2 separate regions of the Homo sapiens genome follow, and region 1 is linked to region 2. The links are chromatin loops, found by intact Hi-C in ENCODE. Cell type or tissue: A673. All regions are shown on one strand. Links, peaks and the distances in the headings refer to the core of each region. The heading gives the core; the rest is flanking DNA.

The links. Hi-C counts contacts between places; a loop is a spot of excess contacts. Peaks named below come from ENCODE experiments on the same cell type or tissue, not always from the same donor. Only the 100,000 strongest peaks of a DNase experiment are listed, where the experiment ranks them.
Region 1: a loop joins it to region 2, with 4 times the contacts of the local background. A loop is called at or near these places in 11 of 110 quality-filtered maps.

What each region holds. Positions count from the first base shown.
Region 1 is chr12:74,310,438-74,327,451 of GRCh38, reverse strand. It overlaps LOC107987178 (a long non-coding RNA gene), which reads left to right. Exons shown (of 3, transcript XR_001749203.3): 2 at 5,758-5,917. Among named protein-coding and RNA genes, the nearest start is that of LINC02882, 26 kb to the right of the region's middle. In A673, for the core only: CTCF peaks have their summits at 10,050 and 10,256 (motif pointing right); DNase peaks (open chromatin) are centred at 9,921 and 10,021; H3K27ac peaks cover 7,163 bases.
Region 2 is chr12:73,927,811-73,944,824 of GRCh38, reverse strand. No RefSeq gene overlaps it. Among named protein-coding and RNA genes, the nearest start is that of LINC02394, 86 kb to the left of the region's middle. In A673, for the core only: a CTCF peak has its summit at 8,894 (motif pointing left); no DNase peak of the experiment used is centred there.

The sequences.
Region 1 (17,014 bases), core at 5,860-13,859, 380 kb before region 2:
AAGCAGTCATCAAAGGACCCAGTTAGCTTCTTCCAAGGTCATAGGGGTTGTGACTTCCAGCCAACAAATGGGAGAAAAAATATAATTCAGTAGGGAGAAAGGAAAGACCGTTTAGTGGATGGTGCTACAATAATTGTTTATTAATATCAAAAAATAAAATGAAATCAAATACCTACATATTACCTATAGCACATTTAGTTACTATGAGAATATTGATATTTGAATTAGAATCCAGCTTCTTAAGGCCTGGATAAGGAAATTAAATCAAAGAATCACTTCCACTGTATTTTACTGGTCAAGCTGTCACAGAACCCAGAATGTCTAAAATAAAAATATATGATGAAAATAAATCATTTTGACAATTATAAAATGTTTATAATACATTTTATGTAGTAATGCATTTGCTTTCTAAAAGCAATTAATCAACAGATCTAGTGCCAGCTGCAATAACTTTCATAACTTCAAAGTAGTGATTAGTGTAAATATTTTGAGATTTCTGAATCAACTGTTTTGTGACATAAAATTATCTACTGTTTCTATTAGTAACAAAGTAGTAACAGGTGCTCTTAATTGTACTCTTTTTTTGCCTATATACTTAGTTAAAAGAATTACTAAATTTCATTAAAAGTTTATAGAAAATATTTTTTCCTATGCAGGTACTTTGTAGTTATGTATTCATGGATATTAAGTTATAAGCCCCTGCTGAATCCTGGTTTTTATTTGCCACCTATTGCTTTCATGTCGTTGAAAGGTTCATTGTTTATCGTTTTGTTTTTTTCTTTCTTTTCCTTCTTTGACCACTGCAATTACATCCTTCAACAGATTATCTTTTTGCTGTATAGTTGCAATCTAAGTTTGAGTCTAAGCTATGTTTACTGTCTTGGAAACTAGTAATAATTGCTCATTGGGGATATCATTTTATCAAGGAACTTTCAGAGAGATAGAGAAAATAATCTTCAGGCAGAGAAGATAGCCAACCCAATTCTGCTAAATAACAACTCAGCTACATAACAAATACTTAATAATGGTTACGATTAAGTGACTTTTGAGGATAAGTTATTTGCAACTAGATTTTATTTTTTCCCTGTTCTAGAATGCACCATGGCCTTTATTCTGTGTCCTAGGAAATGAGAAGGTTGTAGCTATAAATCTATTTTTTAAAAAATTTCTATAAGATATTGGGTGTAAAACATTGCTAATTTGGTGTCTCTCTAACAGTGAACAAAATAGGACAAACAAGCATTCTGAAAACATAAACAGAACATACCTTTGTCTCAAAGCATTTAGGGCTCAAGAGAAATCATTGCTGCTTTAGCGCCTGGAGAAGAGCTACAGCTCAGGTGTTCAATAGAAGAGATGCACACAGGCATCTATGTTGTCAGCAAGCTAGCACTATCAAAGCATCTGGAGACAACAATAGGAGTCAAGGATACCATCTCTAGCACAGATCCCCGGTAAGCAGGCCTTTTTAGGAAGTCCTAGTTGCAGTGCAAGTTTTCGAGGAACCTCATCAGAGAGCTGCAGCAGAGATCTTCAACATGACCAGATCACCCCATCTCACTTAGCTCTCCCACTAACAACTTTATCTATTATTTGCCTTGTTCTCCCCATTATATTTTTCATTGTCAGAAGTCACCATGTCTTTTTATTTTAATTTTCTATTGTTTATCTCTCTTGGCTATAATGTAACTTTTGGTCAAGAAGAAATCTTATTTGTCTGTTCGTTGCTTTAACTGTGGTCCTCAAAAAGCCCAATTAATATTTATCAAAATAATGAAAGGATGAATGAGCATTATCTATTCTTTCTTCACTCTTGCATGGGAATAGCTGTCCCTGGGTTCACCAATAGTCTTCATGTTACTAAATCCAAAGGATCGTATCAACAGCATTTGACAAAATTGAACTCTCCTTTTTTTCTTAAAACAATCTGCATTATCAACTTCCGTGCACTCCAGTCTTCTAATTCTCATTTTCTCCTTTCCTTCTCAGTCTCCTCTACTGCTTCTGCCTCAAACTGACTTCTATCCGGGTCTTTTAGAACTCTTTCCTGAGTTCACAACTGTTCACGTTCTAAATGCACCGTAGACAACATATTCTTATTCATACAAAGACTATTTGTTTGTCTCCTAAATACGTATTTCTATGTGTCTGTATACTAGACCACACTTCTCTGTCTCATGGATATATACAACTATATCTTTGATATATGCACTTTTTTTCAAAAGTGTATAATATATGCTTGGTCAGGTGCAGTGACTCATGCCTGTAATCCCAACAGTTTGGGAGGTCGTGGTGGGTGGATCACTAGAGGTCAGGAGTTAGAGACCAGCCAGCCAACATGGTGAAACCCCATCTCTACTAAAAATACAAAAATTAACCGGGCATAGTGGTGCATGCCTGTAATCCCAGCTAGTCAGGAGGCTGAGGCAGGAGAATTGCTTGAACCTGGGAGGGCCGGAGGTTGTGGTGCACTAAGATGGCACCACTGCACTCCAGCCTTGGCGACAGAGCCAGACTGTGTCTCGGAGGGGGGAAAAAGAGGGTATAATGTGTGCTAAACTAAACTCTTAATTTTTGAGACCCCAGATTTGTGAATGCTAGTGTTTTATCATTGCAAGAAATAGTTCCACCATCCAATTCATCATACAAAATTTACACATTGTGCAACAGATAATTTGTGACACCTTCTCCTTTCTCATACCCATCAAACCACTAAAAGAACCTGTCTTGTCATTTCTGAGTCTAAACATTTATTCATTTTTTTGTGTTTTTTTGTTTGTTTAATTAATTAATTAATTAATTAATTAATTTTTTGAGACAGAGTCTCGCTCTGTCGCCCAGGCTGGAGTGCAATGGCATGATCTTGGCTCACTGCAACGTTGGCCTCTCAGGTTGAAGCAATTCTCCTGCCTCAGCCTCCCGAGTACCTGGGACTACAGGCATGTGCCGCCATGCCCGGCTAATTTTTTGTATTTTTGGTAGAGATGGGATTTCACCATGTTAGGCAGGCTGGTCTCAAACTCCTGACCTCAGATGATCTGCGTGCCTCTCCCTCCCAAAATTCTGGGATTATAGTTATGAGCCACTATGCCCGGCCCATTTATTCATTTCTTACAATGTCCACAGACATTAGCATGGTTCAAGATTGGACTGTTATAATTTCTTTTTTTCTTCTATTTTATGTCCCACTATTGTCTTCTTCTAATCTATTATCCGTTTGCAGTCTGTAAAATTTTCATGTACTCTTTCAAATCCTTTAATAGTTTTCTATTGTTCTTAGTCCTTAATATACCTGAAATGTCATGCCAAATCTGGCCCCTGTTAAGAACTTTTGTCTACCTAACAGCTCTATTTGGGTATCTCACACTGTTTGAATTCATCAACTTTTTTCCAAAAGTGTTTATTAACCACTGTTTTTTGTTGTTGTTGTTGTTGTTTTTGACATGGAGTCTGACTCTGTGAGCCCAGCCTTAACCACTATTTCTGATTTCACTTAATGCCTAGTGACTCAGTCTAGATTCCTAAAAGTAACTGCTGATTATTTTCTGTTATTCAGCCCATGCCCTAATCAATCACCAAGTTCTTTATGTATTTGATTTTTAAGTTTTATTTAAAAAATTTTAATTTTAATTTATACATAATAATTGTACATATTTATGGGATACAATGTGATGTTTCTATAAATGTGTAATGATAAAATCACCATAATTAGCATATCCATCACTACAAACATCTATCATTTCTTTGTAGTCAGAACATTCAAAATGTCTTCTAGCTATTTTGAAATATACAATAAATTATTGTTAACGATAGTCACCCTACTCTGCAATAGGACACCAAAGTTTATTCTTATCTAACTGTAACTTTATACCCACTTATATTTTTACCTGAAAGTATCCTTAAATATTTCAACTATTTGTATTTTGCTTCTTATAACAAGTAACAATTTTGATACTCCTATATTAAAACTAGATTTTCTTATGCAATTAAAAATAATTATGTAGTAATATTCTTAGGAATAGTATATTTCAATATTATGCAATACGGAGTATTTAGGTTGTTAATAGTATTATGTTAAACTGTGCTGCACTGAAGTTACTAATTTGTTTACTTCTCCAATTATTGTATTGTTTAAATTTCTGTGATAATGGATCTAAATATATGCATGGGTTGAAATATACACATTACCCTCAAGAAGAATTGTACTAATTTATGTCTCAAAAAACAATGTACAAAAATGCTCACACCAAAGCCAACATAAGTGACATTACTTAAGGTGACACATTGTGGTCGTTTTAAAAAAATGAATTTATTCATTACATTGATGTTTAAAAAATGAATTTATTTATTACAGTGAGCTTACATTACAAACATTGAAAAATTTTTAAATGTTTAATGTCCCTTTAAATTTTCTCTTATGCTAATTACATGAACAAAACTTGTGTGCATTTTTCTGCTATGGTCATCATTTTCACGTTGACTTGTTAGGACATTTTACATTTTCAAAATTTATTTTTTTTATATATTGAAAGCATTTTTCCAGATTGTCCTTTTCCTATTTTTTTTTAGAAATTGATGTTCAAGTATTTTATATAAACAAATTATTCATAAATTACTGCCTCTTTCACTTTGTTCATTTTCCTACAGTAAAACTCACAGCAGGATTACATATGTATTCAAAATTTTATCTTGCAGCAATTGTATGGTTTTCTAATATCTATTACGAGGTAGTACTCAGGTTGAGATTTATTTATTTATTTATTTTTGTATCTGCTCCCATGCTTGTTGTTTACATCTATGCCACTTGAATATTTCCTAATTTACCATTATTTGTCGTCTTCATCTGATATTCATTTATGTATGTATTTGGGCATGATGCAAGACAATCTATTTCCAATATAACACTGTTTCAGAACTATAAGTTTTTTTGTTTTTTTTTTTTTTGACAGAGTCTCACTCTGTCACCCAGGCTGGAGTGCAGTGGTGTAATCTCAGCTCACTGCTACCTCTGCCTCCCTGGTTCAAGCAATTCTCCTGCCTGAGCTTCCCAAGTAGCTGGGATTACAGGCATGAGCCACTGTGCCTGACCTAGTAACATAAGTTTTTAATTACCATACTTTATATGTTTTAAAAATTTGGGGGGAAATTATTTTTTAATGTTCTGAAAGTTGCTTAACTCACATTTACTATGTGAGGTAAGCTTTAGAATTAATTTTTTCAGAACCATCAGCCATTACTTTTGGATTTTGATACTGACTACCTTGCATATAATTTCAATTAGATAAAATTGACATCTTTACAACTTTAGGTCTTTCTATATATGAACATTCTGTTAGAGGCAGTAGGCAGACAAATTTCTAGATAGATAGGGGCACGTCCCTGGTGAAACCAGATCTTCAACCCAAAAACAGCCTGAAGCCTGAAAACCAGGTTGCCAGTTCTGGATGGAGTCCACGACCAGAGGGAGAACCTCTATTCCTGTTTGCCAGCTCTTTCCTAGCTGGTTCTTTCTGAATAATGCTTTTTAACCAACGGAATGTTGCCTTTTGCAAGGCACCTACCGCCTGGGCCTCCCCAGTTCTGAGCCTATAAAAACCCTAGACTTAGCTACACATGCCTACCTTCCAGTAGGGACCTGCCTTCCAGTAGGGACTACCCACTTCGGGTTCCCCCTCCTCTGAGAGCTGTTCTGTCTCTCAATAAAATTCTTCCCTGCCTCCCTCACTTTTCGGTTGTCCTCATTCTTCTTGGACACAGAACAAGAACCTGAGACCTGCCGAACAGCAGGTGCCAAAGATGCTGCTGTAACACCACAGCCCTCCCATCTTCCATCCTCCACTGGCGCTGAGTGGCAGTCCCATGTGACAGGAAGTGGAGGCAGAGCTGGGCCAGCCCAGGAGCCACGTGCTGGAGCCAGGTGAGGAGACTGAATGAGCTGGGACATTACCCCTTTTTCCAAAGCATGGAGACGGTGGGAATGAATAAACTGTAAGACATATGAGCTGTGAACCTTCTGGGGCCCAGACCTACTCCATAAGCCAGAGTTGTGATATGCTGTAACCGTATATTTGTACTACACAAATTTGTTGCTCTAAATTGTGCTTCATGTTTTTACTTTGTTTTTACACATATTTTGAGATAATTTCATCCTTAATATTTTTAAATGTTGCATATATTAGAATATTCTGACTTCATACTTGAAGGTCCTGTGACAATGTCTAAAATTCTTGGCACACTAAACTCTTTCCTATTGAAAACATTTATCTTCTTTTGCAACCTGTTGTCAAAAAGATTGCTAAAGAGGAAGCTTTGAAACTATCTCATTTTTTGTACTTTATTACTTGTTCAGAGAATATTAAATTTTTACTTTACCTTGTGAATGTAACTAAATGTAGATCAATTTTCACTAACATTGCTTGCAACTCACTCAGTCCTTTTAGCTCAGGGAAAATCCATTCTAATATAACTTCTGACCACTTATTTTTCATTTAATCTAATCACTTAAAGGAGCAGATGGACAGTAGAATTTTCTTATATATGAACACTTTTCTGATTTGTTTCAATCCCAAATCTCTGAGTCACAAGGCAGACAGACACACAGGAGAGATCAGGGTAAATGTATTTCTCTTTAAAGACTCAGAGATTCAAAATGATGTGTTGAATTTGGGACAGGTCTATCTTAGTCTAGCTCTATATTTTCAGTCAGGTGAAGTGTCTTCAAAATTTTTGTCTTCAGTAGTCCCTCAGCTTTCTATTCTATTTTATTATACATCTTCTTAGGGAGGTTTTCACTATTTTGTTTTTTCCATTTGTTTTAATTTTGCAGTGTTGACTGAGGCTGTCTTTTAAAATGATATTTGAGTATGTTGTCCAAGTACCTTTTTAAAGCAAAACCTATGCATTTTTTTTCCACAAAAGGCAAATTTGGGTTAACAGGCAGAATATGGTATTCAGAGAATTTGTGACAAAGTATAGGCACAGGCAAGTGGTTAAATGTCAGGGACTTTCCAAGAGGGATATCAGAAAATCACCGATAGTCAGGTCATTGGAGCATGACAATGAACAATTTAGGAGCTGTCACTGTTCAGAGATCCACAGAAGTAAGCTAAAAAATAACTGCACGAAGTAACAGGGTGACATATTAGGGGACTAATTGCAGTCTCTAAACTGGTGAGAGAAAAGGGACTGACCAGAAAGAAAGCAGGAGTTCAGGGTGAGGAACTTAAGTGGGAAACTTTGCCCAGGGGACCAGGACCGATCTGCGATTACAGACATGTACCTTCGAACAAAGCAGAAGCATAATTTCTTGATTTGGCCTGTATGGTCACAGCCAGATTGGTAGCAATGACAACTTGTTGCTGACCATCTGGCCGTGAATTAAATCCTTGCTGGCAAGGGAGAATTTTGGGTCTAGAAAGTACAGCAGGGTTAAGCTTAATGTCAAAAAGTCTGGCAAACGAATGGTAGCCAGCTTCTGATGCTGTGAACAACTGGCCCATTTCATAATGTATTCATACTACTTTTTTTTCAGTAGTCTTTAATTATATACTTTAATTAGGAACATTAGAGCTTTCTAGCAATAGGTACTTCTCTTATTATTAAGAATAGCATATCGTATACAGGATATTCTTTGTTCATTGGTAAACATTGCTTATGTTGTCTACATGTCAAAATGTTTATCTCAGCCATTTCGAATGGTGGGGCACATTATTTAAAATCAAGAAATACAGAGTATCTTTAAACTTGAGATATTTCCCTGTTATGCACATTTTAAATTTAAAATGTTGCATTCAAATGAAAAAAGAAATGTGTCAAAATTTGGTAACTGGTATTTTCAATAAATGCCATAATTTTTTATCCTTTTAGAGATCCTGTTATTAAATTAGTCCACCAAAGCATATTTATGACTTATTTATATTGTCTATTCTCAAACTGACACAGATGCAGACATAAACCCTTTCTCATACAACATTACTTTCTGGACATATTTGATAAATGATTTTATAAATAAAAATTTTAAAGTGTCCACTAAATTTTTAGTAATCTAGGATGGAAACCAGAATATTCGATGGGTGGGGTTAGTGATTAGAATATTACTTTTACTTCTACCCCTTAAAGCTCCTATTCTGAGTAAGATGCTGCTTGTCACTTTCCATTTTTGTATCAGCCTGTTGACTTTACAATCTGAAAGCTCTTGATCTTTAATGATCTGTAGCACATCTGTATGCATAATACTGTCTTCCAAACTCCTCAACAATACAAAAACATTAGGCACGTATCACAGAGCTCTTTTAATACATTTTCTACGCAACAATGCTTTTCCCAAATGCAACCCATTTTTGCATAAAAAATAAGATTGTACTGTGTGGAGATAATCAGGTAGTTATGCTGAACTAATGAGCTTTTCTTTTTCTGACAGTACTCTGATATAGTAATTGGAGAATTTAGTTATTCCTTAGATTCAGGAATGATGAGTTCTCTACCTTTGGTTATCATGAAAGATTTCCTTATACTAGAATATCCTGGTCAGGTAAGTGCATTAACAAAGCAACACTCCAATCCATTGATAACATTATATGAAATAATAGGCTGTCTATTCATTTACATAAAATCATTCATTAAAACTGAGATACTTTGCATATAATATAAATTAATTGTGCCCACTTGCCAATGTTACTTTTATTAAATAAATGGATCTGAAACTATGTGTTATTTTTCTTCAAAATCTTTAAAAAGTGGTCACTGGGAAATGATAATACCAGTTAGGATAACTTAACTTTGTTTAGAGGAAATATTTCTTCTAACTTGAAAACACATTTTACGAGTTATATTTTCACAATTTTAGACATTCTGCCTCTCATTCTGTTTGTCTCAGGTCCTGATTATCTTTCAGAATTTAGTCTTGATGCTCTGTGACCATATACATGCTCTTTCTGCACTCTAAAAATAATATTCAATACAAAATACAAAATAGGATATCAAGGGCCTACAAAATTCATTTAGACTAGTAGCATATTTTTTTAGCACATGTGGGCAACATTCTTATGAAAAGATGTTTTATTGTTTCCCCAGTATGACAAAGAAGCTAGTGAGAAAGTGGCAAATCCTCCATGTTTGGCTATTTTACTTTCAAGCTCTGGCCAGTTTCTTACACTGTTGTGGCAATAGCCTTTGGTTTGCTATTTCTTTTCCTTTCTGATGCTCCCTTCTTTTCATAGTTTGCTGTATTCACGGTTGAGGAAATGAAAGCGTCCATACTGCAATTAAGTTAGTTTCTTGCATGTACCCAACATAAGAAAGGCAAGTAAATGACTACTTTTTAAGATAAGCATGTCTTACCTCCGAGTCTATGTTTAGAGATTTTAAAAGTATGGTATTACTTTTTAAATATTTCTAAGACAAGCATACTTGAAAAAATGTTATGCCTTTTTCTAATTCCCTTCCTTTTCTGGCTTGTTTGAGGGAACCCAGACTATAAAACAAAGCTGATGAGAAGCCAAGAAAAGACATGATTAAATTAAAGCAAAATAATGAAAGAACAGAGTCACTTACATATTCAGCAAAAGCCAGCAAAATATATATATATATATATGAACAAAAGAAGAGAGGGGAAAAAAGGAAGGGAGGGAGGGAGGGAGGAAGGAAGGAAGGAAGGAAGGAAGGAGGAAGGAAAAGGAGGGAAGGAAGGAAGAAAAGGAAGGAAGAAAAGGAAGGAAGGAAGGAAATGTTCTCAAACTAAAATGTGTTTTCTGCAAGCTGAGTGAGCAAAACAGAGATTTCTTGCAGCTGTTACATTTGCTCTTAGAGCTGAAGTGGTAAATCAACTCAAGATGATCTGTCAGCCAATCAAGAAATCTTTACGTTTTGGCTGGGTCTTTAGTACAGAGATCTGGGTGGTCACAGGTTGCTTTCCTGTAGGATAATGTTTAATGTACTGTACAGCACATCCTTGAAAACTGGCCAAGACTATCATGGATTTGGCAGACACTTTCTGCAGCTCTGGGTGCCAACAGATGTCTTTGCTAGGTGAAAACAAATAAGAACCAAAATTCTTCCCAGCCTGCTGAAATAAAAGGTTCCTGGGAATTGCTGAGTGTTAAATTGCTGTCCTAAAACCTTTCATTTTGTGCTCTTGTTCTGAGTTGTGTTTTTGTTGCAATTGGCTCCCGGCCTAGGAACTTGGTGTGCTCTGCTGGGTTAACCATGATAAGCAGCTGGTGTGAGGGACCACTCCACAGTGGCTCAGTGGAGTTCAGGATTACCTCTACCACAAGAGGGTAGTATAAATCTTTGAAAGGCAGAGGTGATATTGTGATTCCCATCCCCAATCACTCTTCTGTTTTAACCTGGTCTCTGGCTCTGACTGTTTTACTTTTCCCCTTTCTCTAGAAACTCATACAACTGCCATTCTGAAAGCTTACATTGCTGTGGCACTTTATTAGCTTCAAAACTGTCAAAAAACAATCAGTGTGACTGTCTGCTGTCTGCAGGGGAGGGGGATATTCAACAGTTAGAATCTATATTCATATACTGGTAAACATTTTGAAACTGTCCCCTTAAGACCCATGAATAAGATTATGGAATGTTTTCTTAGTATTCAATGTCTATGTAATAGAAGGAAAAGGGATTAGCTGGAGGCGAATATGCATTCACAAATATTTGTTATTGAAAATTGCAAGAAAACTTGCTCATTCATTTATAAGTATTTTATTGAGATTTTTATTAAACCTCCACTACATACTATACACTAAGGATACAGCAGTAGGCTAGAGAGACCACCCTGCTCTCATGGAGCTTGCACATGAGTGTGAAAGACAAATACCAAGTGAGTTTACAAACAGTTATAAAAGTCTGGTGGTGGTAAGTGTGAAGAAGGAATATGAATCAGGATAAAGAGATGTGGGGAAAAGGGCAGTGTGATTTAGATAAGGTGGGTGAGTAAAGTTCTTAATCAAATACACAGGTGAGTACATATAAATTGAGTGGTATTTATCCATTCATTTAACATGTATTTATTGACTACCTAATATATATAATTTATGTCAGATGTTCTATTTAGCATTTAGTCAATATTATTTACATTCTTCAGGTATCAATTATTGCCACTCTTGCATAGCATAGATTTCAAGATATAAGGTTTTGATATTAAACATCTGTGTTTGCATCTTACTGTAATGTGACCTCTGGTAATTTTTAAAATACTTTTCTGATATATAAAATAATATGTACCATAGAGTTGTCAGGCATATTAATGACATAGCAAGGGAGAAGGGCCAAGCATAATACTTGAAGCACAGTTTATACCTATCAAATGTCAGTTACTGAAATTCTTAAAATCAATGCATAGCCGTATCTTTCAAGTTAAAAATATTAACAGTATAATCATGGGACCCTTTCCGTCCTTAAAAATCTTCCATAATTTAATGGTACCATGTTCAAAATGAACAGTTACAGACTGGAACAGAAAAAAAAAGAAAACTGCCATTGCTTTTCTACAAATGAAAACAAGTTAACTCATAAGCCCCCATTTTCAAAATATTATTCGTTCAAGGTAAATCAACTACAGATGGTCTCTGACTTACCATGGTTCAGCTTACGATTGTTTAATTTTACAATGGTGAGAAAACAATATGCATTCAGTAGAAACTGTACTTCAAATTTTGAATTGTGATATATTCCCAAGCTGAAAATATGTTGTATGATACAATACTCCCTTCTAGTTCTGGGCAGCCAGTGAGCCAAAGCTCCCAGATGGCCAAGAGATCACGATGGTGAACAACTGATAATCTACAGTGTGCTGTGCTGGAAAGTATTTTTTGTTGTGTGTGTTTTTTTTTTTTTTTCTTTGAGATGGGGTCTCACTATGTTTTCCAGGCTGGTCTCAAACTCCTGGGCTGAAACACTCCTTCCCTCAGCCTCATAAATAGCTGGATTACAGGCGTGAGCCTCTGCACCTGGCCAGAAAATGTCTTCAATCATAGATTGCAGAGCTCCACCGCCAGAGTTTGTGATTCAGGAGGTCCTGGGTGGAGCCTGATAACTTGAGTTTCTAACAACTTTCCAGGTGATGCTGATGCTGCTTGTCCACGGACCACTCACCCAGATAAATCGTTATTTTCTTTTGGGCTTGAAAATCATTTTGCTACATTTTTCCTTCTTTGTATTTTATAACATAAAACGTATCTCTCAGTATTTCAAAATCAGCTCTTAGTATTTCAAGTCTAATTTTGCTAGGCTTCCTTTTAGGATTTTTATAGCTTTATGTCTTACATTTAAGTCTTTAATTCATCTTGAGTTAATTTTTGTATATGGTGAGAGATAGGGGTTCCAGTTTTATTCTTCTACATACAGCTTGCCAGTTTTCCCAGCACTGTTTATTGAATAGGATGTCCTTTCTCCAGTGTATGTTTTTGTCAACTTTGCCAAAGATCAGTTGCTTGCAGGCATGTGGCTTTATTTCTGACTTCTCTATTCTGTTCTGTTGATCTATATATCTATTTGTATACCAGTATCATGCTCTTTTGTTTACTATAGCCTTGCAATATAATTTGAAGTCAGATAATGTGATGCCTCCAGCTTTGTTCCTTTTGTTTAGGATTGTTTTGGCTATTCAGGCTGTTTTTTGGTTCCATTTGAATTTTTAGGGTTGTTTGTTTCTAATTCTGTGAAAAACGACATTGATAATTTGATAGGAGTGGCATTGAATTTGAGGATTACTTTTGGTAGTATGGTCCTTTTGATGATGTTAACTTTTCCAATTCATGAGCATGGGGTGTTTTTCCATTTGTTTGTGTCATCTCTGATTTCTTTAATCAGTGTTTTATAGCTCTCCTTGTAGAGATCTTTCATCTCCTTGGTTAAATGTATTCCTAGGTTTTTTTTTGTAGCTATTGTAAATGGGATTGAGTTCTTGATTTTTTTCACAGCTTGATCATTATTGGTGTATAGAAATGCTATGGATTTTTGTACGTTGGTTTTGTATGCTGAAACTTTGCTGAAGTCATTTATTAAATGCAATATTCTTTTTGAGGAATCTTTAGAGTTTTCTAGGTATAAGATGATATCATCAATGAATAAAGATAATTTGAATTTCTCTTTTCCAATCTAAATACTTTCTGTTTCTTTCTCTTGCCTGATTGCTCTAGCTGGGACTTCCAGTACCAGGTTGAATGGGAGTGGTGAAAGTAGGTATTCTTATCTTGTTCTGGTTCTTAGGGGAATGATTTCAAATTTTGCCTGTTCAGAATGATGTTGGATGTGAGTTTGTCATAGATAGCTTTTATTATTTTGAAGTATGTTTGTTCAATGCCTCCTTTTTGGGGATTTTTGTCATGCAGAGATACTGGATTTTATTGAATGCTTTCTCTGCATCTATTGAGATAATCATACAGCTTTTGTTTTTAATTCTATTTATGTGGTGAATCACATTTATTGATCTGTATATTTTGAAGCATCTTTCCATTGCTGGAATAAAACTTTGCTGTATTATCTTTCTGATGTACTGTTGGATTCAATTTGCTAGTTTTTTGTTGAGGATTTTTGCGTCTATGTTTATCATGATATTGGTCTCTGGTTTTCTTTTTTGTTGTATCATTGCCTGGCTTTGGAATCAGGGTAATGCTGGCTTCATAGAATCAGATAAGGAGAATTCCCTCCTCCTCGATTTTTTGGAACAGTTTCAGTAAGATTAATACAATTGGCCTAGGCAAAGAATTTATGGCAAAGTTCTCAAAAGCGAACACAACAGAAACAAAAATAGGCAAATGGGACTTCATTAACTAAAAAGCTTCTGCACAGCAAAAGAAATAATAATAAACAGAAAATCTACAGAATGGAAGAAAATATTTGAAAACTATTCATTAGACAATTCTGGCTAATATCCAGAGCTATAAGGAACTCAAACAACACAACAAGAAAATTCAAATGACTCCACTAAAAAGTGGGCAAAGAACATGAAACAGACATTTTTTTAAAAAAACATACAAGCGGCAACAAACATATGAAAAAATGTTCAATATCACTAATCATCAGAGAAATGCAAATTAAAACCACATTAAGATACTGTCTTACACCAGTCAGAATGGCTATTATTTAAAAATTAAAAACAACAGATGTTGATGAGGATGTGGAGAAAAGGGAACATTTACACATTATTGGTAGGAATATAAATTAGTTCAACCTCTATAGAAAACAGAATGGAGATATCTCAAAGAACTAAAAATAGAACTACTGAGTATCTACCCAAAGGAAAAGAAATCAATATATGAAGTGACACCTGCACTCATATCTTTATTGCAACACTATTCACAAAAGCAAAGACATGGAACCAACCTAAGTAAGTGTCCATTAATGAATGATTGAATAAAGAAAATGTGGTGTGTATACATACACACACTGAATATGTTATATTATATATATACTGAATGCGATATATATATGCATATTTATATGCATACGCATATGTATAGAGAGAGACACACACACACTGTGGAATACTACTCAGCCATAAAAAGAATGACATCATGTCTTTTGCAACAACATAGATGGAACTAGAGGCCATTATGTTAAGTGAAATAACTCGGAAACAGAAAGTCAAATACAGTACGTTTTCTTAAAGTGTGTGCTAGACAATGTCTATATATGAATATACAGAGTGGAATAATAGACACTGGAGACTCCAAAAGGTGAGAGATAGGGCAAGGGATGAGAAATTATCTATTGGGTACAATTTACACTATTTGGGTAATGGTTACACTAACAGCCCAGATTCCAGCACTATGCAATATAGGTAGGTCTTTTAGAATTTTAAGAAAACGTTTTATCTTTCACCAAAGCTTAGTTCTTTTTTTTTTTTTTTTTTTTTTTTTTTGAGACAAGTCTCGCTCAGCTGTCACCTAGCCTGGAGTACAGTGGCGCAATCTCGGCTCACTGCAAGCTCCGCCTCCCAGGTTCAAGCCATTCTCCTGCCTCAGCCTCCCGAGTAGCTGGGACTACAGGCGCCCGCCACCACGCCTGGCTAATATTTTTGTATTTTTAGTAGAGACAGGGTTTCACCGTGTTAGCCAGGAGGGTCTCGATCTACTGACCTCGTGATCTGCCCGCCTCGGCCTCCCAAAGTGCTGGGATTACAGGCGTGAGCCACCGCGCCCGGCCACCAAAGCCTAGTTCTTACAAAACTAGTGTTTTGTCTTTCAGACAGTGGTTTACTCCTTTTTCCTTACTGTGTTTGCATTTGCTTCAAAGATGAATGAAATAAAATACCAAGAGGTGGAACTATGTTTCAGAAATAATTTCAAATGTAGACTTCTAATTTTTTTCCACTGTGGTCCAAGAAGATACTTGATATAATTTTGATATTTTTGAATTTATTGAAACTTTGTAGCCAAGCATATGGTGTATTTTGGGGGATATTCCATGCATAGATGAGAAAAATGTATATTGTGCCACTGTTAGATAGAATATTTTTGTAAATGGCTATTAGCTCCGTCTAGAGTCCCATTCAAGTCCAGAGATTTTTTGTTGATTTTCTGATTCAATCAAATGTACTTTTCCATTTGGAAGAAAAATAAATCTGCATGTATTGAAAAGTATCTCCTGTTTAAGTATTTTCTATTTTGGCCTTATGATTGCTAAATATGATTTAGGCACATGAGAGTCTTTCAAACTCTGGAGGTATCATACTGTTTTGCAATTATGTTCTGTTAAATAACGCTTAGGCAGATTACAAGTACTTAGCTAAATTAATATGAGCAACCGTTTATAATCTGTTATATTTCGCTTATGGTAATTTTTAAGAGTTTATGTTGGATGCACAAATAAGCTAGCTGAACCTGCTAAATGAAAGTGTATGCACTTAATCCTTTTTCTCATACTGCATTTAAATTACACCATAAGAATTGTTCTTTTTATAGCATGTTCTTAAGAGCCTAACTGAATACCTTTGCCATTAAGGACAATATTATACATAAATACATACCTACAGACAGGCACATATACATATACATACACTCATACATTTTTTAAACTGTGATGAGACTAAACTAGATACAGCACATGTATACAAGAGCTTGCTAATATAATTTCTATGACTAAAACAAACTCTCACTCAAATTTTGATTTTCCTGGCTTCAGGCAGACTAGACAATGTACTTTTCATATGATTTTAATCATGTTTTTTCAAGTAGTCTTAAATTGAACTGGGGCTGAGGTATAAGATCTCTATTTTGATTACTGGAATTTGGGCATGAAATTGTAGTTGCTATTTTTTGTGGTTTGTATGGTTGGTTGTTTTGGAGACAGGGTCATTTCATTATATTGCTTAAGTCCATGGGATGGTTTTCCCATAAGGGTGTGCATGGCATTTACACCTTTATGGCATGCAAACATAATTATCATACTTTAATATTTGAAACTGATGGTGATAGTGGAGGAAGAGACTGAAAAGACCAGAACCTGTTATGAAGCAGGCAGTTATTGGAAGCTGCTCTTTAGCAAGTGAGGTTTCTGCTTTCAGACATGCCTTTGTGTTTGAAGCTCTACCTTTTTTCTATTAGTCTCTGTAATGTAGTCCTACAGAGACATTTTTTTTTCCAAAATGGTATCAACCCATCGCAGATTTCTAGCTGCCAGCTGCCTGCTGCTATTTCTGTTTATTTCAAATAATCAACAACTCTTTTTAAATTTCTACAGGCTGAGTTTCTGTGGTCCAGTCTTTCTTTTGGCTAAAAAATATATTGGCTTCACATGAGAGCATGTCTACTAACCATGGCTGTAAAAGTAATTGATGCATTCTAGTCCAGGATCTTGATAATTTCAAGTGTATTTTGCTAATTGAAGACAACATTAACACAGTGCTTGACAATAAATCATGTCTGAATACTGAACAAAGGAAATGATAGTGTTTAAAGGTTCTCTAAGCTCTGAGCATACATTATTAATCTTAAATTGTTTTCATTTTCATTTCTTCCCCGGGTGTCATTCATATGGGAGACCTAATATTTTGCCTACCCAGCAA
Region 2 (17,014 bases), core at 4,590-12,589:
CAGGATCGATTGAGCTTAAGAGTTCAAGACCAGCCTGGGCAACATTACAAAACCCCGCCTCTACAAAAAATCCAAAAATTAGCCAGGCATGTTGGCAGGCGCCTGTGGTCCCAGCTACTCTGGAGGCTGGGGTGGGAGGATCACTTGAGCCTGGGAGGCAGACATTGCGGTGAGCTGAGATTGCACCACTGCACTCCAGCTTGGATGACAGAGCGAGACCCTGTCTTAAAGAAAAGAGAATAGAAGAAAAAGCCAGAAGATAGTTTAGCCTAAAGCAAGGAAACCAAGAGGTAGACTATATCTCACTATTTATCAGGATAAGAATACATGAGGTTTCCATTAATTACAGGAACACCTTATTTATTGTCTGAAGCTTAAGTTGACTTATCACTATTTTGAAGTAAGGTGCCTCCTTAGCAAAGGGCCCAAGTGACAACAAAATGTGGAGTAGACCACCATATTAAGGGCTCAATAAATGTCAAGCATAATTATACTAAGCAGTCACTACTTCGATGACTCATTTGCATTAAGCATTTAAAATTAAAAAAAAAAAACTTCTTGTCAAAATTTTAGTAGGTGAGTGGTAGAGACAGGAAGAATAGCTTAAGGTAGATCTGTGCAAATCTTATAGTACCCTTTGTACAATCACACATCTTTCTCCTAAAAGGCCCAGCATTACCATAGAGAGGTAAACAAAAACCAGTTCTCATTAGCTGGGGAACTGGTGTCATGCCACATGATAGGGACAACGACCTCTCTGTATGGCTATTTTTACCTTTTCTTCCCCTGTATATTTTCAAGTAGAGAAACAGGTAAAAGAAGAGATCCAGAGGAAAGAGTAGATCTTGAGTCTACCCCACCCAACCTGGTGGAAAGGACTGCAAAGCTAGACTCAATTTGGGAAGGAGAAAAACTTTGAATTAAATATGTGAAGACATTTAAAGCGATTCAAATTCATGGGCTCAAATTAGAAGCAGTTACAGTAATCAGTTACACAGTGGGAAAGGAGATTTCAAGGTCCATAGCAAGTGTTAGAAAAAAGTAGAAATATTTTCTACTTATACTTTAATTCTACTTATACAATAATTTTCAATTTATTGGACAAACTATGTTGTTTGCCTCATGAGTTTTACACACACACATATACACACACAGTAGGTTCTCACTTAACATTGTTAATAGGTTCTTGGAAACTGACTTTAAGTGGAAGGACATACAATAAAACCAATTGTTTTTCTTTTAACATTATAATGAAATAATGAATGAAATGACTATATTCAAGGGCCTGCTGCATGCTGTTTTTGTTAAAGTTGCTGTTTCCAAGAACCTTCCAATGATGTTAAGTGAGAACTTACTGTATATATTAACTTATGTGTAGATTATGATATTATCACAAGAAAAATATAAAATTTGTTAAAATATTCCTCAAATGAGCCATTATATTTATGACTGTTATATTTAATTTATTGAGCACTTACTATGAATAGGACCCTATTCTAAAATCTGTACATGTGTAATATCCAAATTATCAATACTGCCTTAATGAAAATTTTGGTGACATGAAAAATCTTAGGCAGAGTGAGCTTAAATATCTTTTACAATATCTCAGAATTATAAAGCATTATAATCATGATTTGAACACTTGAGGTTAGACACTGGGGCTTTTTTTTGCCAAACTTCCTTTTATTAAAAAAGTGTGAAAGGTTCAGATTAGAAATTCAAAATCCACTCCAAATTGTTTACCCAAAGCAAGAAAATCAATCACAATTAATGAAAGTATCAACCTACTTCCACACACACAATATTTACTTCGACAACCCCTTGACTTAATTCCACTAGCAGATGCCCAAGACATTATTTACTCTGTGTGCTTGACACACAATAAACAATTTATTATTATATATGTATTATATATATTATTATATATCTTCAAAAATCAATTTTAATTGGTTTTAATCCTAAACAAATCAATTTTCGAAAATCTCTCAGTCATGTCTTCTTTCTTTCCTCTTTTATCCTTCTGTAATTCCTACTAGGTATATGTTGAAAACTTGCATTCGATCTCCCATGTCTCAACTGCTTTTATTTTTCAGTCTGTTTCTCATTATTATGCCTCCTATGAGATTACAGTAATGTAATGGATAAATGGGAATTTATCGAGTACCTACTCAGTACCAGATACTGCTCTTCACATTTTACAAAGTTGCATTCACATCAACTCAAAAATGCAAAACTTATTATAATTTTCATTTTATAGATGGAGAATCTGATGATAAAAGAGAAGGAAAGTATTCAAACCAAATAGGTTTGGTCTTAGGATCTCCAGTGCTAGCTCTTTCATTTTCTTCTGGTTTCAATTCATTAATTTTTCCTGAGCAAGATTAAGTCTACTCTTTAGCACTCCTATTGAAAGTTCTAAATTTTTTTCTTCAATGATTATATCTTAAAATTCCAATATTTCCATATCATCCATTTTAATTTCTCCCTGTACAGAAAACTGATATTTTACACTTGGTTATTACAAACTATTGTCCTTATAATTCTTTAATCTCTGTTTCCTTAGATTTGCTGCTTGTTGAACCTCTCAAATACTGAAGGGAAGTTTCCTGGCGGTCTCTCGTCATATGCTGTTTACTAAAGGAATAGTTTCCGATCTGCTGTAAGAAGTACTATGCTGTCCATTTGTTCCAGGACCTTATCCTCTGCAGGTAAGCAGTCTTAATCTTGCAACCACAAATGAGGCAGATCAAATCCTAATTGTGAGTGCATTTACTTTAGGCTTCTGTACATTCAAAGTGAACCACTTATGGCTTTTTCTCAAGTTGATGAGCAAAGGTAATTCTGCTAAGGTAATGTGTGGGCACTGGTGTTTTCCTGGATTCTAGAGATTATGCAGGGAGTCTCTTTTCCCTACCACACCCCAACCTCATATGTGCTTCTTCTATAAGTCCCAGACTCCAAGTGGATTAAGCTTTTTGCTACCTTGCTTTTTTTGGTATTTATCTTTTTACTTTTGGCATTTATCTTTTTACTTTTGGCATTTAAAATCTTTTTTAAAAAATGTTTAAATGGTGTAGTTAATATTTCATCAATAATATCTATGAATTAGAGTGGATAAAGTAAAGTTGTTTTGCTCTTTTGGCCACATAGACCCAGAAATACATACGTTTTAACAAAACAAGAGTATACCAGGGTCTTTTAGCATGCAATAATTCAGCATATATACATTTTTGTTCCGTTTACATAGCGCTTTCACACATGACTTTAGGATTTGAAAAAATATATTTTTGAGATATATTATTTTTATTTTTGTGTGTAATGCATATCCAACTCATGATTTGAAAGTTTTTAAAAATTACACCAATTTTCTTAATCCAGTCTATCATTGTTGGACATTTGGGTTGGTTCCAAGTCTTTGCTATTGTGAATAGTGCTGCAATAAACATACATGTGCATGTGTCTTTATAGCAGCATGATTAATAATCCTTTGGGTATATACCCAGTAATGGGATGGCTGGGTCAAATGGTATTTCTAGTTCTAGATCCCTGAGGAATCTCCACACTGACTTCCACAATGGTTGAACTAGTTTACAGTCCAACCAACAGTGTAAAAGTGTTCCTATTTCTCCACATCCTCTCCAGTATAATAATAATAAAATTTAAAAAATTACACCAATTTGACAAAAACAGTCTTATTTTCTACTGGTTTTACTGCAAAAGAAAAAAAACATAAAAATATGTGATTAAAGAAAGAGAACATTAACGTAGATATAGACTAATTAAACAAAGAAATTTTGACCCAATTATTTCTTCTCATTAAACTATTTCAAGTCTGTTTTTGAGTATTTGTTTAGAGCTCCTGTAAAAAGAACTCTCTAATAATAAGATAATATAAAAAGTCAGTTGCACCTGGGCACGGTGGCTGACGCCTGTAGTCCCAGCAGTTTGGGAGGCCAAGGTGAGCGGATCACCTGAGGTCAGGGGTTCAAGTCCAGCCTGGCCAACATGGCGAAAAACAGTCTATAGTAAAACTACAAAAAAAGAAAAATTAGCCAGGCATAGTGGCAGGTGCCTGTAATCCCAGCTACTCAGGAGGCTGAGGCAGGAGAATCACCTTTTTTGAAACTCCATCTCAAAGAAAAAAAAAAGTCAGTTGCTAGTTTTGTTTTTTACCTCAAGTATACATATATAATATGTCATATATATCATATATATTGTATATCAACACATATATAATATATATCATGCTCTGAAGACCAAAAATATAAAAGGTAAACAATTGTATTAAAATATTAATTTGTTTACATTTTTTCATAAGTTCAAAATTATGAGTTTGATTTAGAAAGATCTATATTCTTATAAAGAACCTGCTAATGTTTGACTGTCCCTCAGAATTATTTTACTGCTTCCAAATATACATGAAATGCAAATAGCACAATAATTTTTTTCTCTGATGTTACTTATTCTATTTTTATTTATTTATGTATATATTTTTGAGATGGAGTCTCACTCTGTCACCCAGGCAGGAGTGCAGTGGCGCGATCTCAGCTCACTGCAACCCCCACCTCCTGGGTTCAAGGGATTCTCCTGCCTCAGACTCCTGAATAGCTGGGACTGCAGGCACTTGCCACCATGCTGGCCAATTTTTCTATTTTTTTTTTTTTTTAGTAGAGACTGGGTTTTGCCATGTTGGCCAGGCCGGTCTCGAGCCCCTGACCTGAGATGATTCACCCGCCTCAGCCTCCCAAATTGCTGGAATTACGGGCATGAGCCACTGCACTCACCCTGATATTATTAATTTAGATTTTTACCTGGTTGTCAAATTCATAACTGGAATATTTTTGTTTTGTTTTAAACCATATATGCTATTTTAATCTTTAATTAAAAGAAAAGCTTCAAAGTAATTTATCCTTTAATATCCTTTAAAATTATACATTCATTTGCACATAAAACTAAAATAACAATGGTTTCTCTGAAAAAAAGCAATGTTATTTTGGTATTTCATCACATGCAACATTTGCTAATTAAAAGGCAGTTGAACTCAACTTTGATAGTTAATACAAAGTCCTCAATTGGAATTTTTTTCTAACTACAAAAAAGCCATTCGTATTTGACACTTAGTTGAGGGTATTAGAAATGAATATTTATAAATATTTCGTCCACTATCTGATTATTTAAGAGCCTTTTATAAAATAAAAGTAACCGAATCTTAAGCTAATTACCCATTATGCTCCTATCTCAGTCCATTCTTGCTGGTATAACAAAATATCTTAGACTGGGTAATTTCTAAACAGAAATTGACTGCTCAGAGTTCTGGAGGCTAGAGCATCCAAGATAAGGTACCAGTAGATTCGGTGTCTAGTAAGGGCTTACTTTTTGCTGCAAAGATGATGCCTTCCAGCTGTGTCCTCACATGGCAAAAAGAGTCAATAAGCTCCCTCAGGCCTCTTTTATAAGGGCACTAATTCCATTCATGAGCATGGAGTCCTTATTACCTAATCACCTCCCAAAAGCCCCACTGCTTAAATCATCACCCTGGGGTTAGGCTTTTACATATAAATTTGAATGGACACAACATCTAGATCAGAGCATTTCTCTCCTTCCCCCCAAAATTCATGTCATTCTCACATGCAAAATAAATTCATTTCATCCCAGTAGCCCCAGAAATATTACCTCATTTTAGCATTAACTCAAAAATTTAAAGTCCATTCTCATCTGAATATCATCAAAATCAAATATGAGTGAAACTCAATACAATTTAGTCTGAGTCAAATTTTCTTCCAGCTGTGGGTCTGTGAAATCAAACAATTTATACATTTTCAAAATACAATGGTAGGATAGGCATAGGATAGACCTTTTCATTCCAAAAGGGAGAAATATAAAAGCTGACAGGAATAGTAGGTTCCAAGTAAGTCTAAAACTTAATAGGGGAAAAAAATAACTATTAAGACTCTAGAATAATCTTTGACTAAGTGTCTCACCTTTTGGACATGCTGGAGTAGGGATTGGGTCCCCATGACTCTAGGCAGCCCCACACCCATGACGTTGCTGGTCTCAGCCCGTGCCACACTTTCATAGGTTGGAGTCAATTGCCTTCAGTCCTCCTAAAATGGATGGAGTTGCTTCCAAGTGGCTCCATCAGTGTGGAGTTCTGAGGGTGGCCCCACCCCCACGGTTCCACTAAGCATTACCCGACTGTGGTTTTTCTGCAGTGCTTCCACTTTTGTAGCAGCCCTCTTCCTGGATCTCATGCTTCAGTCTCCAGGCAGCTCCATCCTTCAAAACCTAGGTAAAGGTATCCATGGCTCAAAATTTTCAGTTTTCCTTTGACACGTGAATCACCCCATCCCATCTCAGGGTGCAAATTTGATGTTATTATTGTTAAAGAGGGCATGAGTAATGGGTAAAAGGTTAAATATTAATTAGTATTTATTGAATCAAAGAAAAGAAGGAAGAAAAATAACACTGTTCTAAAAAATAATGAATGATTAAACTTTGAACCAAAATCTCAAAATTTTTATTGTTTCATACTCTACTAGAAGTTATATGAAATCAAGAGAGAGAAACAATTACAGGAATCATGCCTGAAAATTTAAAGAGAATTGAGGTAGTGTAACTACCCAGTAAATTTTACCCAGTAAAAGGACCATTGGTGTAATGTCGGAATAACTAAATATCTAAATATAATCCTTAGCTCTTAAATTTAACTTGTGAGCTATCTTCCAGTTATTAATTACCTTGGCTAACATAAACATAATTTTTTTTTATCAGATAAGGATAATGAGTCTCTCCTTACATTTTAGTTTGGCTAGTTAAGTGGAATCATATTTTGCCAGCATCTAAAATAGTTAATTAAACTAAATGCTAATAAAATATTAATCTATAGGTAATTTACTAAACAAATTGAGGATTTTAATTAGTAGTATCTCCAGTAAATTCATGGGTAACATAAGTTTCTATATTGTAATCTGTTTGACTTAAAGTTATTTGAATTAGGGAGCAATTTTTATTTTTATTACCACATAATCCTGGCATGGTACCTGGAACAAAGTAAGAAACAGACACATATTTGTTAAATATTGAGTAATAAGAAAGTTCATGCTGTTTTACTTTATCATGAGTTTTTTTCTCATTCTTCAAATTTTCACTTAAAAAATTATCCAGTAAATACAGGATGGTCAAGAATATTTCACAGAATTGCCTTCAGTTACATTCATTATTCACATAGCCATCATTTTTTATCATTAGAGACAGCATTTGAGCAGTACCATGAAAGTACAATCTGCAAAATGAGAATTAATTATATGTAATAACAGTTATGTAGATATAATAAAATTTTAAAAGTAAAATGATTCAAATATTAAGATATTTAAAATATCGAAACCTTTGGTCCTTCAATTATTTTCACATAATTTACTTAAATCGTGAGAGGTGGACTTGGGCTTTTACTAGTATTGGTAACTTTAATATATTACTTATAATTTGAGATTTCCCAAACTGCAATAAATGAAATATCTGTTAATAACTTAATTATTGTTTGCTTATATTGAAAAGTTTATTGCATAAAGGAAATCCCACAGTCTGCTCTTGAATTGATGGCAATTATCATAACATTATGAAATTACTATAACAAGAATATACAATTAATCAGTTCTATATTTCATACTAACATGTGTGTGCCCTGATGCATTGCTTTCAGCAATATAGCAGCTGCTCTTTAATGCATTTTTTATGTCTCCAAGTAATTCTTTCATGATGAATTACGGCACATTCAGCCAGAATTAATAATGCACCAACAGCATGTGTAAAAAATTAAGTCAAATTTTTACTGAAGAGTTAAATTTGATTTGAGATTTTAAATTTTAAATTTCAAATATATATATAAAACTTCTCATCTGATCAAAATCCTACCTTGACAATATCTTTAATGGTCAGGAATATTGTAATGGTTAACTGGATAAAAAGTACATATTCACCTGACAAATAAGTAGAAATTACCCATTCGCTACCATAAGTAAGAATTATCATCTTTGAAAGAGCTACCAGAGTAAACATTGTTAAATTTGTCATTTTAATTTGAGAGACTCTCATGTTACACATATTCTGTTATTTATGTGCTGTCCCCCTTACAACCCCTGTCCACCAGTGGAAAATATTCAGTAATTTTATTTTCCTTAGTCACTTTCACCTAAATGAACTCTATGAGAAGAGCCTTGAGTTGAATCATTTATACTGTATTATGAATTAAGTAAAATCAATGTAATCAGCAAGTATTCTTAGAATATTGATGGTTAAGGGATCACATCAGTCTGAGTCCAATCATGACAGAGAAACCACCCAGTAATTTGAACAAGAAAAGTTTATTGTGAAGAAATATTAGCTATACAAAGGAGTTGAAGTAATGAGGCATAGCCTTGTAAGAAGTAGAGAAACACTAAAGAATATTGATAGAGTATATAAAAGAATAGCCACTGTTTCTATGGCTAAAATAGAGCACCCAAGAAAATACAGACCATATGGGAGGACACAGCTATGGCTAAGTTAATGGCAAAGAAATGAGTGGCAGATAATGCAAAACTTGCTGAAGCTATTATCTTGAGCTTGCCCGTATCAACCCACTAGGATAGAGGGGAAAGTTATTTCCTAGAAGGTATCACACTGGAAACATTCTACTCCAAAACCACTCCAGAAGAGGATGTGAGGTAGAAGCTGTTGGCCCTTGAGTGCTGCTGGCTTTTATGTACTGCAGCAGATGGGAACTGGAGAAGCTGCAAGCACTGCACCTGCCAGGTGCGAGAGAAACTGTATATACTGTAGGAGGCTGCTAGGAGAGGACACTGGAATGAGAAGGCAAAACTCTTTCCTTCTGCAATGTCTCTCCAGCACCCTCTACTGATAAATCTCAACATCATTTTCAGCTTGTAAAGCAAAAATATTTAAAGTACAAAGATTCATGTTTATAGAGCAAGCAAAAATTTTGAATTTAGAAGTGAGAGCCAATAAATCCTTAACTGGCAGAGAGTAATAAATGCATAAGGACAATTATTCATGATCCCAAGGCAGTTACATGTGAAAATGTATTTGTCACATTAGGTGATAAGTATTATAAAAAAAAATCTAAAAGTAGGTCAGAGAAGGTGATACGAGTGGAGAGATGGTTCATGGAACACATATGACATAACATGCAGTTGGATGTGTCATACAGAGGGAAAACCATGGTCAAAGCAACAGGAGGAAATGGAAGGGAGTGACTAAAAAGTCCCCATTTGCTGTTACATTGCTATTTGCTTTTTGAGGACCTCTAAATAATGTGATAGATCTTATTTAATAGACAATTGAGATGATAAAGATTTTAAGTAAAGGACTCAGGAATTAAAAATGTGCTCTAGGAACATAATTTCCATATGGCAAACAAGACAACCAAAGCTGTTGTAGTCTACCAGAATTGTAAAGACTTATCTCTTACTATAAAATAGTTTTATTTTCATCTAAATAAATTTATATATGGGAAAGGAAGTGGAGTAGAGAATGAAAATGTAAACAGGTGCTTGGAAGCATGTTGATCCTCCATATCAACATGTAGGTTAGTAGTCCCTGCTCTGCCCTCCACTTGAGAACAGAATTAGCCATGTAAGATAACATATATAGGAATTATTATAAGAGGAAGGTCATATGGGGCTGCAAAGAAGAAAACTATTCATGATCACTCTATAATCGTATGCATCAAAGTTCATATAAATACATATGTGTATATATACATATGTATACATATGTGTCTGTGTGTATATATACATATGTATACATATGTGTATATATACATATGTATACATATGTGTCTGTGTGTATATATACGTATGTATACATATGTGTATGTGTGTATATATACATATGTATACATATGTGTATGTGTATATATATATGTGTATATATATGTGTGTGTGTACACACACACACACACACACACACACACACACATACTCATTGTCCAGTTCCCAAACTGTGGATGTTCAGGCTTCAATTAGCTTTTAGTTAATTGTGTTAATTGTGATGAAGTGCAAAATAAGCTAGTTAATATGGATTCAGGTCTAGACTGTGCTCTCTATTGTCCATGTAATGTTAGGCAATAAAAGTGACCTATAAAATCGCAATTTTAATATAGCACATGATTGCCATAAGAATAAAATATTGTAGGTGAAAATATGTATTAATTGGAAAGTATTATGTATTAAGAAATACAAGAAATTGATGTTATTCTGACCTACTTCAACTTTGTTGAGGCATGCTAGTATTTTAAATAACAAAGATTTATCGCTTAGAGAATCAATTTGTCAAAATTATATCCAGGATATATTTTCTTAAAGCAATTTTTCTCCTAAGTATCCAGGAGGAAATCCATTTTTCCTTTCTGGACTGAACAATGAAGAAAATAGTGTCGAAGTTAAGGTTTTTGACAGGCATTTCACAATCTCATAGAAACCTCATGCATCTTTCATATTTCATCTTATATAACTTATAACTACTCCAATTATATAACTTATAACTACTCTAATTTTTATATTTTTCAAATAAATAGCTTCAATATTTTTATTAAATGATTATACACATCCTCTTTTCCTTTTGTATAGGTCTACTCATTTAAGTGATATTACAAACTACAAACTCATTCTTTTTATTTAGAGATAAGGTTTTCTCTGTCATCCAGGCCTACTATAAATCTTGGTGTATAAAACATGAAAGTCAAATGCTATTTTTTAATTATTTTAAAGATAGGATCTTGTTCTTTTGCCCAGGCTGGAGTGTGGTGGTGCCATCTATCATAGCTCACTGCAGCCTTGAACTCCTGGGCTCAAGGAATCCTCCTGCCTCAGCCTCCCAAGGCTACAGACATGTACTACCACACTTAGCTATTTTTTTTTTTTTTTTTGAGATAGGCTCTTGCTATATTGTCCAGGATGGTTTTCAACTAGCTTCAAATGATCTTCCAATCTTTCCTGTGATTATAGATGTGAGCCACTGTGACTGGCTCAAACACATCCTTAACTTTCCAACATCCCTAATTTCAAGACTTCTTTTAATATATTTTGAATTTTTAACCATATGATTTAATATCCATATTAACATACTTATTTTAGTGTAAGTTTAAATAGATTTTAAAACTCCCTGCTGATAAGCTTACAAAATAAATAAAAGCTCATCAAATAAGTATTATTTTTATAGAAAACTATTTTACATGGGTCACATAGCTCAAGTAATAGAAATTATGGTAATTTCTATTTTCACTAATTTAAAATATATATTCAGCACTAAATTTGCATCGCTGAAGAAGATTGGCAATAATTGTTGTTTTGGACTATGCCATACCAAAAGGAAATGAGCCTTATAATGTTGACCCCTCAAACTGGCATTTCTCTAAGAAGTTAAAGGGGGATCTTGCTAGGATTAGAATAACAAAACGAGACTTGATGCTTGAACCTTATCCATTTTCATACAATGTGCCTCTCAGCAGAATAAATAAAAAAATTGTACCATCTTGCAGAGTGCAAGCTATCAGCAAAATGCAAACTAAAGGTTGAAATATAAAGGCAAAAACTTACCTATATTCATCCAGAATGAGCAAAGCATGTCACAGTGTTTCTGATTTTAGCTGAGGTAAGCTTAAGCATCGCGGGGTGAAGGGTGAATCTGAAATACAAAGACCTAATCAAATATTATGAGAAAGCAAAGACCATAACATAATTGAGGGAATATTACATGGAAATATCAGTGTTTGATGGCATTTAAAAAATATATCTTACTTGATCACATCAAGATGGCAATTAGCTTATCAATAAACTTAGGTCACTGAAACTATTGAACTCTTTAAATAGATTTAGGAATTTTAAAAAACATTGATTTATTCTAGTGATGTGTATCCTTTCCTCATTACACATTATAATGATTTTATCCGTACAGCAGAACATAAGCCTTATTGTTAATTATAAAAGCGATATGTGTCACAAAAGCACATGTTTTTATTTTCCTGAAGCTCTGCAGAGTTAGTTGTATATACCATAATGTTAAAAATGTTTCTCTTAAATTGAGTGTCATTGTTGATTATTTCCACTCACCTTTTAAAAACTCAATTGGAAACTACAGGGATTTCATTTTCTGGTTATGGTAGAATAGCTTATATCAGACATTTCTCAACATGAGAAAACATAAAACCTGGAATAAAAATGAAAACTGCTGTTTGAAGATATTGGAAAGCAACTTAGGCAGTCAGGACTTCAAAGCCTTAAATTCCCCAAAGAAGAAAAACAAAATGAAAGGACTTCAGCCCTGTTTGCCAGTTCTGTTCTGGAGGCATTTGCCAGCTTGTCAGTAGCACAGGGCCCATAAGCCAAGTAAAATGGAGAGGCTCAGAGCTTTTTGAAGTGGCTCAGAACTGTGGAAACAAAAATTAAGAGTTCAAGGCTACCACAATAGCTTGGAATTAAAATATGAAGATCTCAGAGCCAAGGCATCAACAGAAAAGGTGGACCTGACACCATGTGATTCTTTGCTTGCATAGTGGTTCTTAATGTCTAATCTGCAGGGTGTGAGAAGCTAGGCAAGCAAGCTGAAAGTGAGAACTAAGAAGCTAAATTGATAGCAGGGCAGTCTTACAGTACTGAAAGAGAGAGAAAAAAAATGTTATTTAGGTCCTAACTAAGAGGAAGAGCCCTGGAAAATACTCCAGGATTTCAACTGAGACTCATGAGGAGTTATTACTAGACACAGCTGAATAAAATATTAATGGAATGAAAGATAAGTCAGTATATATGTGTGTGTGTATATATATATACACACACAGACGAATACATGAAGTGAAAATGAATAAAATATAGGGAAGAATATAAAATATTCATGGGACAGAATGAAGAATTATAGGATTCCAATTGGAGTCCCAGAAGAAGAGGAAAAAAAAGGAGGCAGTAAATTCTATTTGAAGACACTGTTCAAGATCTAATATTGAAATAAAACGAAACTACAAAAACAGGAAGAATTAATACAAAAAGATCAAACTGAGGCAAACTCTAGTAAAATTACTGATATTCAAACAAATAGAAAATGGTTAAAAGCAATCAGAGAAAAATAGATCCATTATCTTCAAATGAGCAGGAATAATAATGGTATCTGTTTTTAAATAGAAATGATGAAAACCAGTAGATAATAAGTAATATATTTAAGATACTTTAAAGAAATAAATGCTAATTTATAATTTGATATCCACCTAAAATATATTTAAACCTGAATATGAATTAAAATTGAAACAAAAAGAGAATGTATAGGTAGCCTGCTTGCACTAAGAGAAATAATAAAGGAAGTTATGGAGGCAGAAGAGAAAGTGTCCTAACTGGATTTTCAGTAATGAAGGATGGAAAAAAGAACACTGAAATAGATAAAAGTGTTGTTAACTCTAAGTAAAATTGACTATATAGAACAGTAATGTGAATTACTTATTAAGAATTAAAATACTGGCTGGGTGCCGTGGCTCACGCCTGTAATCCCAGCACTTTGGGAGGCCGAGGAGGGTGGATCACGAGGTCAAGAGATGGAGACCATCCTGGCCAACATGGTGAAACCCCATCTCCACTAAAAGTACAAAATTAGCCAGGCGTGGTGGTGCATGCCTGTAATCCCAGCTACTCTGGAGGCTGAGGCAGGATAATGGCTTGAACCCAGGAGGCAGAGGTTGCTGTGAGCCGAGATCGCACCATTGCACTCCAGCCTTGGCAACAAGAGTGAAACTCCATCTCAAAAAAAAAAAAAAAAAAAAAAAATTAAAATACCTTACGAAGCAAGCAGAAATGAAGATAAACATACCAAGTGCTTTAATGGGAATTCCAAACACCAAAAAAAATAAAGAACAAATAAAAACAATGTTGGGATGGGTCCATAACACTTTTTTCATTAAAAAAAAAAAACTATGTTTTTCTCCTACATTAATATTTTTTCAAAAAGCATTTGTGGCTAGGCATGGTGGCTCACACCTGTAATGCCAACACCTTGGGAGGCTGAAGCAGGAGGATCTCTTGAGGCCAGGAGTTCGAGAAAAGCCTGGGCAATATAGCAAGACTCTGTCTCTACAAAAAAATTTAAAAATTGGCTGGGCATGGTGGCTTGAGACTACAGTCTCGGCTACTTGGGAGGCTAAGGTGGGAGGAACTCTACAGTCCGGAGTTCAAGGCTGCATTGAGGTATGAACGTGACACTGCACTCCAGCCTGGGTGACAGAGCAAGACATTGTCTCTAAAATAAACTAACCAAAAGAAACCAAAAACCATTTGTTTTTCATGTTTTGGGCACCAAAATTTATAATAGGCCTTGACATATATACATGAACAAGATATATTATCTGTCCTTGAATACATTAAATCCAGTTTAATATCAAATAATCTTTATTCTAAGATTCGGCATTGATTTAATTCAGATTAAGGGTAGAGAAGAAACACTGTATAAGATATGCATTTTAAGAAAATTACCTGAAAACAGCATTTATTTATTCATGCAAATATATACTCCTTTTACCCTGTATTCCAATCAAAATTCAAATCTAGATCTCTGCATATTTAGAGTCTATGTTTGGCGATTGGTAAGAATTTAGGGCATCATTATTCTGCTATTAGTAAAAAATATTTCACTTGGCTTCTTTTAAACTTTTAGGATTGATAGTATTATAAATGGCTATGATAAGTAGTATTTCTCTAAGGTCTTTATCTCCTGGAGACATTTAACAGTTTGGTGCTTCAATGGCATTCCTTCTTGATTCATGAAATAGTTATACCTAACTCTCCTAACTCTAAAAATTTTATTATTTTATTTAAGGAGAGTTGGCAATTTATTTGCTATCAGTTGTATTCCTAACAACTGAATAATGTTCTAAGCATATAATACAAATTAATTTCTCATCTTAATCATCTTTGAAAAAGCATTTTATGGTACAAGTAGAAATTCACATTTAAATTAACACTATACTCCATTTGGTGGTAAACATAGAAATAGTTCAAGTGAGGTGATAATCAGATAAGTGTAAATTTCTTTTTTTTTTTTTTAGAAAAAAGCTAATTTCTATTTATTTTTAATTTTTTAATTTTTTTAAATTTTACTTTAAGTTCTAGGGTACATGTACACAACGTGCTGGTTTGTTACATATGTATACATGTGCCATGTTGGTGTGTTGCACCCACTAACTTGTCATTTACATTAGGTGTGTCTCCTAATGCTATCCCTCCCCCATCCCCCCACCCCAAAACAGGCCCTGGTGTGTGATGTTCCCCTTCCTGTTTCCAGGCATTCTCATTGTTCAGTTCCCACCTATGAGTGAGAACATGTGGTGTTTGGTTTTTTGTCCTTGCGATAGTTTGCTGAGCATGATGGTTTCCAGCTTCATCCAAGTCCCTACAAAGGACATGAACTCATCATTTTTTATGGCTGCATAGTATTCCATGGTGTATATGTGCCACATTTTCTTAATCCAGTCTATCATTGATGGACATTTGGGTTGGTTCCAAGTCTTTGCTATTGTGAATAGTGCTGCAATAAACATACATGTGCATGTGTCTTTATAGCAGCATGATTTATAATCCTTTGGGTATATACCCAGTAATGGGATGGCTAGGTCAAATGGTATTTCTAGTTCTAGATCCTTGAGGAATCGCCACACTGTCTTTCACAATGGTTGAACTAGTTTACAGTCCCACCAACAGTGTAAGTGTTCCTATTTCTCCACATCCTCTCCAGCACCTGTTGTTTCCTGACTTTTTAATGATAGTCATTCTAACTGGTGTGAGATGGTATCCCATTGTGGTTTTGATTTGCTTTTCTCTGATGGCCAGTAATGATGAGCATTTTTCCCTGTGTGTGCTGGCTGCATAAATGTCTTCTTTTGAGAAGTGTCTGTTCATATCCTTCACCCACTTTTTGATGGGGTTGTTTTTTTCTTGTAAATTTGTTTGTGTTCTTTGTAGATTCTGGATATTAGCCCTTTGTCAGATGAGTAGATTGTAAAAATTTTCTCCCATTCTGAAGGTTGCCTGTTCACTCTGATGGTAGTTTCTTTTGCTGTGCAGAAGCTCTTTAGTTTAATTAGATTCCATTTGTCAATTTTGGCTTTTGTTGCCATTGCTTTTAGTGTTTTAGACATGAAGTCCTTGCCCATGCCTATGTCCTGAATGGTATTGTGTTTTAGACATGAAGTCCTTGCCCATGCCTAGGTCCTTCATATCCCTTGTAAGTTGGATTCCTAGGTATTTTATTCTCTTTGAAGCAATTGTGAATGGGAGTTCACTCATGATTTGGCTCTCTGTTTGTCTGTTATTGGTGTATAAGAATGCTTGTGATTTTTGCACATTGATTTTGTATCCTGAGACTTCGCTGAAGTTGCTTATCAGCTTAAGGAGATTTTGGGCTGAGATGATGGGGTTTTCTAGATATACAATCATGTCATCTGCAAACAGGGACAATTTGACTCCCTCTTTTCCTAATTGAATACCCTTTATTTCTTTCTCCTGCCTGATTGCCCTGGCCAGAACTTCCAACACTGTGTTGAACAGGAGTGGTGAGAGAGGGCATCCCTGTCTTGTGCCGGTTTTCAAAGGGAATGCTTCCAGTTTTTGCCCATTCAGTATGATATTGGCTGTGGGTTTGTCATAAATTGCTCTTATTATTTTGAGATACGTCCCATCAATACCTAATTTATTGAGAGTTTTTAGCATGAAGGGATGTTGAATTTTGTCAAAGGCCTTTTCTGCATCTATTGAGATAATCACATGGTTTTTGTCTTTGGTTCTGTTTATATGCTGGATTACATTTATTGATTTGCATATGTTGATCCAGCCTTGCATCCCAGGGATGAAGCCCACTTGGTCATGGTGGATAAGCTTTTTGATGTGCTGCTGGATTCGGTTTGCCAGTATTTTATTGAGGATTTTTGCATCCATGTTCATCAGGGATATTGGTCTAAAATTCTCTTTTTTTTGTTGTGTCTCTGCCA